Linked DNA regions of Homo sapiens: region 2 is linked to region 1. A link is an interaction called in ENCODE POLR2A ChIA-PET data of the cell type or tissue named here. Cell type or tissue: HepG2. All regions are shown on one strand.

Region 1 (5,000 bases):
TGATGCTGCAGCAGGGCGAGGCCATGCGCTGCCCCCAGTGCCAGATCGTGGTACAGAAGAAGGACGGCTGCGACTGGATCCGCTGCACCGTCTGCCACACCGAGATCTGCTGGGTCACCAAGGGCCCACGCTGGGGCCCTGGGGTGAGTCTTTGCTCGTGGTGGTGTGGAGAGGGTGCCCTTGTGGGCTTTGCCTTAGAGGAGGGCTGGGAAAACTACAGCCCATGGGCCATATCCAACCCAGCACCTGAATTTGTACAGCTCCCGAGGTAAGAATTTTTTTTTTTTTTTTTGAAACGGAGTTTCACTCTTGTTGCCCAGGCTGGAGTGCAATAGCACAATCTCAGCTCACTGCAACCTCTGCCTTCCGGGTTCAAGCAATTCTCCTGCCTCAGCCTCCCAAGTAGCTGGGATTACAGGCATGCGCCACCACGCCCGGCTAGTTTTGTATTTTTAGGAGAGACGGGGTTTCTCCATGTTGGTCAGACTGGTCTCAAATTCCCGACCGCAGGTGATCCACCTGCCTCGGCCTCCCAAAGTGCTAGGATTACAGGCGTGAGCCACCGGGCCGCAAGAATGTTCTTTACATCTTTAAATGGTTGAAAAAATACCAGAAGATGACTATTTTGTGACGTGAAAATTACATGAAATCCACGTTTCAGTGTCCGTAGGTAAAGTGCTTTGGAGCACAGCCGTGTTCATTCATTCACATGTTGGCTGTGGTTGCTTTTACACTACAGAGGCAGAGGCCGTATGGCTGCCCGGCCCAAAATGACTGGCCCTTTGCAGAAAAGGTTTGCCCACTCCTGCCCTAGAGGACAGCAAGTAAAGGTTCGATCTGGAGTCAGAGGTGGATTGGCCCCTGGCTCTGGCACATACTGACTGTGTGATTAGGCTGCCTGCCACTCACCTCTGTCAGCCCCATTTCCTCTGTGAAATGGAGATGATAGCTGGGCTTATCTCAGGCTTGTTGTCAGAATCAAGTGGAAAAATTGCAAGAGAAGTGCTTAGAGAGCCTGTCACTTGGTGAGCACCCTTGCAGATGGTAGCTGTCGTTATTAGGGGTGTGCTCTGGAATTGGGGGCCTGTTGCTACGTTCAGGTAGACTTTCAGACAGGTGGAGGCAGAGGAAACTGCCCTCTCGCATGCTGACATGTCTAGAATATGCAGAGTGGTCAGATCCTCTCCCTGGCCTGTTCCCGGATCTAGGCGTGGGTAGACTGAGTGCTGTGGGAGCCCAGAAAAGGCCTCAGTGACTCTCCATCAGGTAGCTGAGGCTGACCAGGCCATTCTTGCAGGAGGACCTGCAGAGGCAAAGGCCCGGGGTGGGAGAGCGCTCGGCTGTGGGGGCAGTCTCTGCACTGCGCTGACATTCTCTTCTCTTCCTCCCATCCTCTAGGGCCCAGGAGACACCAGCGGGGGCTGCCGCTGCAGGGTAAATGGGATTCCTTGCCACCCAAGCTGTCAGAACTGCCACTGAGCTAAAGATGGTGGGGCCACATGCTGACCCAGCCCCACATCCACATTCTGTTAGAATGTAGCTCAGGGAGCTTCGTGGACGGCCTTGCTTGCTGTAGCGTTGTAGGGGCCCTGCCTGCACTGCGGTTGTCCACGGTCACATCTGCCCCAGTGCCTTTGTCCTTCCCTTGGGGCTTGCCGGCCAGACTTCTCTCCCCTGCGGCTCCCACCTCTGCCTGACCCCAGCCTTAAACATAGCCCCTGGCCAGAGGCCTTGCTGGGTGGAGCCTCTGTGTGACTCCATACTCCTCCCACCACAACACTCATCTGTCAAACACCAAGCACTCTCAGCCTCCCCGCCTTCAGCTGTCAGCTTTCTGGGGCTAACTTCTCTGCCTTTGTGGTTGGAGGCCTGAGGCCTCTTGGAACTCTTGCTAACCTGTTCAGAGCCAGGAAGGAGACTGCACAGTTTTGAAAGCACAGCCCGTCAGGTCCGGCTCTGCGTCTCCCTCTCTGCAGCCTGTGTAAGCTATTATAATTAAAATGGTTTTCCGGGAAGGGATGAGTGTGATGTCCTTGAGAGGAAATGAATGTCCTGGCCTGGGACTCTACACACAGGCAGGATCCTGAGGTCTCTGGGAACTGCATCAGAAAGTTGACTTGTCAGTCCATCTGTGGTAGAATGAGGCTGTGACTGAGCACTGGGACCTTTCTACCAGATGTGGACCCCATGCCCAGCCTCAGGGGCAAGGATGCTCTTGGGTCACCGTCAGCCAGGACAGGTGGAGTGTGCAGTGTGTCAAGTCTGCAGAGAAGGATGGGCTTAGGGGCGGGAGGGGAAGTCTTGCCACTCCTGCTCCCTTTTGACCTCTCAGCAGGCATCTAGGGTTGGCAGGTAGATAGTTCAAGAAGGAACGAAGCTGCTGCAGTTGAGGGGTGGGGTTGTCCATCCTATTTTCTCGTCTCAAGCAAGATGGCACAGTATCGATTCAGCAGTATTTACTAGAACCCACTCTGTGCTGGTCGGAGGTTACTAAGACAGGGTCCTGGGATGTTCATTCTCTAAGTCTTTCCTCCGCTCTGTGACCCACCCTCCTTCCCCTTTTGAGATCTGGTATTTGATGCCCAACACATTGTCCACGCTGTGACGTGACCATCATCATAGCAGGCAGAGGGCGCCTCTGCTGCTGAAGGCCTGTGATTTTGTGGGGAAGGGCCTGTTCTAGCAACTGGAAAGGCACTGCCACCTGCCGTTGGATGCCAGGACTCAAGAGCTGGCCCCAGTCACTGTGCGCAGAGCTGTCTGAGAATGTGTGAGTGGACTGGGTCCTTCGGCACTGCCTGCATTGGCTCAGGGCAGTCAACCGTCGCAGAGGATGAGGGGCACACTCAGGCAGCCTCCCCGGCCCTGGAGGCAGAAAGGCCCAGGCAGAACCACTGACTGGGAGGAAACAGAAAAAGCAGAGGAGAGCCAGGCTGCAGGCGTGTGGATGGGACCAGCTCAGGCAGACGCTGTCTCATACCCACTCTCCCCTCTCTTGCCAGGGCCTGGCCTGGTGTCTCTCAGGAGCCTGGGCATGAGACAAAAGCAGAGATTGTTCTCTTGTGGTACCACAGGCTGTAACCAGTCCACCCAGTGTTGTTTTAGAAATTTAAATCGGTTGCCCATCTTTTTAAATTGGCAACATCGTTTACCACATTAAAATCTAGATGCCCTGCTTCTCTTGAAAATGTCAAAGCTTGGTAATGCCAGGTCCTCACTTCTACCTGGGGGGAATGGAGTCACAGAGATGTCAAATCTCTTCATGGGGTGTACACCCTCCAGTTTGCCACAGTCCTCACCACCCCAGGACTCACGCCGAGGCCTTTCCAGTGCCCTTGCACCATCCTTTTTCTCGTAAGAGGAAGATGAAGTGGGGCTCTACGCGCGGCGTATCACAGGTGAGGGCGAGACCAGCAGAGAGGGCTGTGCTGGCTGTGGCTTTGCTCGGCCTGCCCCATCCATGCTGCAGTGGTGCGGAGGAGCAGGGAGCTGTGTAGGGCCAACCCCGGTTCCTGCCTCAGCTCCACCCGCCTTGCACCTGCAAGTGAAAGGTCTTAAGACGAGCAGGCCCAGGGCACCCTCTACTGCAGGGTCAGGTGGAGGTGCCTCCACCTCCCAAGGCTCACCCATGCCAGGGGCCCAGAACTTGAGAGGCCAGCACCAACTCTCCAGGGCCGAACGAAAACCAAACCCCAGGGCTTTGGACTCAAACCATCGAGAGGAAGCAGCAAGAGGTCCCAAAGGTACTTGAGTGACACAATGATCATCATTCTCTCCTCAGGGGCAGGACAGGGGCAGGGGAAGGTGAGTGGAAGCCCATTGCTCAGATAAAGAGCAGCTGCCACGGAGGGTAGCCCGTCGGCCTATGCCGGCGCTCACTGGTGTCTTCCTCTAGTGCTTGGGGCTGGCATGGAATCTGCTCAAATGCAGGCAGCTGAAGGTGAGCCCGCAGCCTGGTGATCCCAAGTGCCAACCATGAGGAAGTCTGGAGAAAAGACCAGGGAGCAGGGGCCCTCGTGAGGAGCAGGAATTGGCAGCAGGGGCCACCAGCAGAACACCAGAGGGGACAGTGGCAGGGGGAGGAAGATACAGCCAGGCTGGGTCTCAGCCCCAGCTGAGGGTCTCACCTCTTAGCTGGTGAAGGCTCCGGCCTGTTCCTGCTTTCGGTCACCACTTCATCCCTGGGTGATCGTGGGCCCGGTGCAGGGCTGGCTACAAGTGTTTGTTGATTGGTAACTGCTCATGAAAATGGCAACAGCACTAGCACAGCTTCACAAATAGAAACACATTTCACCAACACCCTTGCAGGAAGCCCTCCAGGAGGGCCAAGACCATCCCTGCTTTACTGTTATGGACGTGAGCCTCCGAGAGGCAGTGACTTAGATGCTCACCCAGCCAGGAAGGAAGGAACACACTCGACCCTCAGTCTAAGACCCCATCAGGCCACTAATAATTCTCCCTCCAAACCCAGCTCAGGTCAAGGCCTATCTTCACCCCCAAATCATCCCTAAGGCAGCCTCAACTCTCCACAGCACTACAGCCATCCTGCCCGGCCCCAGTGCTCCACAGACCCTAAACCCGAGCCCTCCCGGGCTTTGTTGGCCCCAAACCACCTACACTTGTTACGTGTTATTTTTACACTGGCGTTTCCCCTCAGCCTTGCATACTGTGTGGTGTTGTCTGACACCACTTTTCCAGCTCTCTGACACCAACTGGGGCTAGTGTCAGGTTCCACAGATTAAAGGGCTCAGTCCCACACTTCCGATGGAGTCACAGATGGGGTGCCCAGGCTACCCACACTTCCTGGGCTACCCACACTTCCTGGGCTACCCACACTTCCTGGCCAACTACACATTCAGGGGTTCCCATGACTCCACCCCCTCAGGTTCAATAATTTGCCTGAGTGACTCAGAACTGAAGATCACCCTGCCCTGACGCTTCCTGGTGTGGTGTCCTCAAGGATGCAGTGTGGGCAGGAACAGCCACGCTTGAGATGAACA
Region 2 (5,000 bases), 59 kb before region 1:
GCCTCCAAAGCTCCAGATTATCTGAACCCCCTTTACCTCTCTGACCTCATCTCCCACCGCCTCCCTGTCACTGGCTGCACTCCAGCCACATTGACCTTCTCCGATGGCACACCAGTCAGCTAGTCAGCTTCCTTTTGGAGCTTTTGCATGAGCTGTTCCTCTTCCTGAAGAATTTGCCCTTCGGATAGTCTCAGGGCATCCACTGAACACTCCACTCAATACAGCCACTGCCTGCCCACCCAACACTCCTCATCTCTGTACTTACTCTTTTTTTCCCTTGCATTCGTCACCCCCTAACATGTGCTACAATGTACTTATTATGGTAATTATTTCTTGCATGTTTCTTTCTTTTTTTTTTTGAGACAGGGTCTCACTCTGTTGCCCAGTCTGGAGTGCAGCAGCATGATCTCAGCTCACTGAAATCTTGGCCTACCTGGCTCAGGCCATCCTCCCTCCTCTGCCTCCTGAGTAGCTGGGACTACAGGCACTCACCACCATGCCTGGCTAGTTGTTGTACTTTTTTGTAGAGATGAGGTTTCACCATGTTGCCTAAGCTAGTCTAAAACTCCTAGGCTCAAGTGATCCTCCCGCCTCAGCCTCCCGAAGTACTGGGATTGCGGGTGTGAGCCGCTGTGCCTGGCTGCACTTTTCCTTCTAATGGAATGTAAGCGCCACTTTTGTCTGTTATTTTCACTGTAGTATCCCTAGCCTTTGGAATGTTGCCTGGCAAGTAGTAGGTACTCAGTAAATATTTGTTGAAGAAACGGATGATTCTATAAATAGCATGGATTGATATGGGAAAGCTATGTAGGTGGATGGATGGATGCTTGTCGGATGGAGGGTAGATGAAAGAACAGCGAGAAATTCGAATGGCTAGATGGTGGGGATGCATTATAAAATAATAATTCATAGATGGAAAAGGAATGAATAGATGGGTGGAGGGATTTAATCTCTTCAACTACTATTTACTGACCACTTGCCGTGTGCCAGGCACTGTATGAGGTGCTAGAGACACTGGTGAGCCACACAGGCAAGGTGCCTGTCCTAAGGGAGCCTGTAGTTCAGTGGGTGAGGCAGACACTAAACAAATAACAAATACATACATAATTCCAATTATAGTTAAGTGTTCTGGTGGAAAAGAACAGGATGCTCTGGGAGAGAATAATATGGATAAGTGATGGAAAAATGGACAATAAATGGGTAGATGGAGATGGATAGGATCGGGGTTATTTGCCTTAAAGGGCCTGGCTTCAGGACTGGAGCTGCTTTACCTTAAAGGGCCTGTCGGACCACATGTACCATCCCACATCCCAGACCAGCTCTGCACTCAGAGACTGTCCCTCTCTCCCTGCCCTGACTCAGCACCTGCCTGGCCTATCCCCAGTGGTCCTGCCTGACTCTACCTCCAGCTCCCACCCTGCTGAGTCACAGTCAGGCTGGTCAGGGGGCTGTCCCATGTTCAGTCCAGCCCCTCAGCCTTCCTCGACCTGGGGGGGTATGGGGAGCAGCCCAGAGGGGAGGGGAGCAGGTGCCAAGCTCTTGATTCCTGTGCCTGAGCACTGCCCTGTTGAGACCAGAGAGAGAATCTATGGCTAGGGTATCTGGGGCTACAGTTGGGGTTTATCTGGGGCCTGGGGTCACACATGATGGATTAGAGCTAAATCTATCTCCAGGGTTATAACTCAATCAGGAGCTAGAATTCAAATTCAGTTTATGGATCATGTGGGGAAAAAGTGACCAAGACACCGTTCAGTTTGGGACCTGGGTCGGCGTTAGCTGTGGCTACGGCCCAGGGCTTAGTGATCACAGGTCAGACCATGTTCAAGGTTTCAGGCCAGAGTGCAGTTGAAGTGCAAAGTCAGGCAATAGGGTTCACCCTAGGACCACAGTCAAGGATCTGGGTCAGTTAGTGTCCAGGGCACTGGCCTTGTCTCCTCTTCTTTGGGAGAGAAGCCAGGTGGATGAGTTGGATCTAAATGTCCTGAGGAGCAACTTCCAGCTCAAGTTCCTTCACCCAGGCGGCCTAAGCCCTCTCAGCACTGGCCCCAAAGCCTTCCTTCATCCCTCAACTTCCTCCATCACTCCCTGACAGCCTGGCCTTGCTCAGTGTCCCTCGCAAGGCTGAACAGTCCTCATTCTGGCACCTCAGGGGACAGGGTAGGGGTGGGGACTATGGGACAGGGCTCAGTGCTGGACCCAGGAGGGCGCCTTGCGCAAGGTTTTCTGATGCAACTGGCTGAGTGCTTCAGCATTCCACCCCCACCCCCCAAGCTTTTCTCAGAAAGGCAAGGCCTGGGCAGTTATCCAGACTGAACATATAATCCCCTTCCTTCTCTGGCCTTTGATGGCTTCAGGACCTGCAGGCAAAAGGAAGGCAGGAAGGCAGGCAGGAAGGAAGGAAGGTCAGGTGACTCAGCAATGCGTCCAGCACTGGGAGCTGGCAGATCTGGGGCTCCCTCATCCTCCAGCTGAGAGGCGAGAAAGAGAATCAGGATCCCTGGAAGTTTGGAGATCCTAACCCCTTATACATACAAAGCAGCAATTATGTGCCTAAGCCCAGGGAGAGACCTGTAGCTGCCCAAGGTCAGAGGCAAGGTCAGAACCAGACCAGCTGTCTTCAGCCCATGGCTATGATCTAGCTATTTCCACTACACAGAAAGAGAGAACCCTTCACCCTTGAGGAGGACACGGGACTTCCCCAGGAACCTCCCGTCAATCCTGTTGAGGCTCCTGAAATGGTGGAATGACGTGGACTTTGGAACCACGCAGACCTGGGTTTAAATCCCAGGCCAGGCACGGTGGCTCATGACTGTAATCCCAACACTTTGGGAGGCTGAGGCAGGCAGATCACTTGTGGTCAGGAGTTTGAGACCAGCCTGGCCAACATGGTAAAACCCCATCTCTACTAAAAATACAAAAACTAGCCAGGCGTGGTGGCACACGCCTGTAATCCCAGCTACTCAGGAGGCAGAAGCGTGAGAATCGCTTGAACCCGGGAGGCGGAGGTTGCAGTGGGCTGAGATCATGCCACCGCACTCCTAGGTGAGAGTGAGACTCCGTCTCAAAAAGCCACACTGGCTAGCTGTGTAACGCTGGGCAGGTTACTTTCACTCTTTGACACTGGATTTGCTCACTTGCAAAGTGGGCGTAAATGCATCCTTAGCTCACAGGGCTGTGGTGAGGCTGACATGAGGAAGCACTGGAAGGCACAGCTTAGGCTCCACATGGGCCACTCTCAGGAAGTGTGTCCCCACCTCCCCCTTTATCCTCAGCTCTCACTGGGTGTGTTTGCTGGGGAAGGAGGTGCAGCAGCCCTGGGGCCTTGGAAATAATAATAGCCACTCACCCTCCAGTGCTTACCATGTGCTGGGAACTCTCCTAAGCGTGAACTTAACCTGTATTAGCCCATTTAACCCTCCATTTAATCCAATAACAGTTCCCAGGCCAGGCATGGTGGTGCATGCCCATAGTCCCAGCTACTCAGGAAGCTGAGGCGGGAGTATCGCTTGAGCCTGGGAGGTTGAGGCTACAGTGAGTCATGATCACCCTACTGCACTGCAGCCTGGGCAACAGAGTGAGATCTTCTCTCAAAAGAAAAGAAAAGAAAAGAGGGAAGGAAGGAAGGAAGGGAGGGAGGGAAATCCCAATGACAATAAGCAGTTCAATAACCCTACAGGAAAACACTGTCATCAATCCCACTTTATAGATAGGGCTGTGGGTCTGAGTAGCTAAGTGACTTTGTCCAAGACAGTGGACAAGAGACCACACGGATTTTGAGCCAGGCCAGCTGGCTCTGAATCCCACTGTCTCCTCCCTCCTTAAACTAGTGATGTCACTGCTCTGAGCCCTGGTTTCCTCATCTGTCTCCAGGGATAAAAATAGCAGCTTCATGGGGAAGTTTGAGGATGACACAAGATGACGTAAGGGAGGTCCCCACACAGGGCTCCACCCACAGGCATGAGAAGAGCCTTTCTCAGGAAGAATCCCAGGCCGCCCCTGGGGCAACCGCCGGGCTGGCCTTCCTGCCTCTCCTTAGGCCCAGCCTAGCGTGATCTGGATGGTGAGAGATTTCTGCAAAGCCCCCAGGGGCCTCCAGAGAAGGGAGGTGCCCGGTCTCCTAGATAAGGGCTCCCAGAGAGGATCACAGCCCTGGAGTTGCCATTCTTGAATCACCCACTGTCTTCCCCAAGTTGATTGGTCTGAATCCATGTACTTATTTTTTATATTAGTTCCATAATGTCTTCCTTCCAACCAGCTCATCTTTTACTTATTTATTTATTTATTTATTTTATTTATTTTTTTATACAGAGTCTTGCTCTGTCACCCAGGCTGAAGTGCAGTGGTATGATCTCGGCTCACGGCAATCTCTGCCTCCTGGGTTCAAGCGACTCTCATGCCTCAGCCTCCCAAGTAGCTGGGACTACAGGTGCATGCCACCACGTCCAGCTAATTTTTGTATTTTTAGCGGAGATAGGTTTTTGCCATGTTGGCCAGGCTGGTCTCAAACTCCTGACCTCAGGTGATCCACTCACCTCTGCCTCCCAAAGTGCTGGGATTACAAGCATGGACCACTGTGCTTGACCACAACCACCTCATTTTAAAAAACTTATCTAAATTTATTTAACATGGAAATTTTAAATCACTGACCTCAAATAGAAAACTACTATGATTTGCCATAAAGAAGAGGTAAGCATACAATTACATACAAAAAAAGCAGAACCAGGTTATTCCATTCCAGCTAAATCCTGTTTCTTGCTGAAGGCTCCAAGCTGAACTCTGCTGTCTCATTCTTAACAAGAGAGGTGTTAAAAACATAGAAGCTGTGAGGCCGGGCACGGTGGCTCATGCCTGTAATCCCAGCACTTTGGGAGGCCGAGCGAGTGGATCACGAGGTCAGGAGATCGAGACCATCCTGGCTAGCACGGTGAAACCCCGTCTCTACTAAAAACAATAACAACAACAACAACAATCAGCCGGGCGTGGTGGCGGGCGCCTGTAGT

Evidence for each region. Peaks named below come from ENCODE experiments on the same cell type or tissue, not always from the same donor. Only the 100,000 strongest peaks of a DNase experiment are listed, where the experiment ranks them.
Region 2: POLR2A ChIA-PET joins it to region 1 with 26 read pairs; 20 of 35 experiments call an interaction of 5 or more read pairs at or near these places.

What each region holds. Positions count from the first base shown.
Region 1 is chr20:428,952-433,951 of GRCh38, forward strand. It overlaps RBCK1 (RANBP2-type and C3HC4-type zinc finger containing 1), which reads left to right. Exons shown (of 12, transcript NM_031229.4): 11 at 1-143; 12 at 1,399-3,188. The coding sequence ends at 1,479. Among named protein-coding and RNA genes, the nearest start is that of RBCK1, 23 kb to the left of the region's middle. RefSeq lists enhancers at 1,019-1,519, 1,520-2,020. In HepG2, CTCF peaks have their summits at 42 and 2,670 (motif pointing left); a DNase peak (open chromatin) is centred at 2,680.
Region 2 is chr20:369,756-374,755 of GRCh38, forward strand. No RefSeq gene overlaps it. Among named protein-coding and RNA genes, the nearest start is that of TRIB3, 8.5 kb to the right of the region's middle. In HepG2, no CTCF peak of the experiment used is centred here; DNase peaks (open chromatin) are centred at 716, 1,376, 2,276 and 3,906; H3K4me3 peaks cover 804 bases.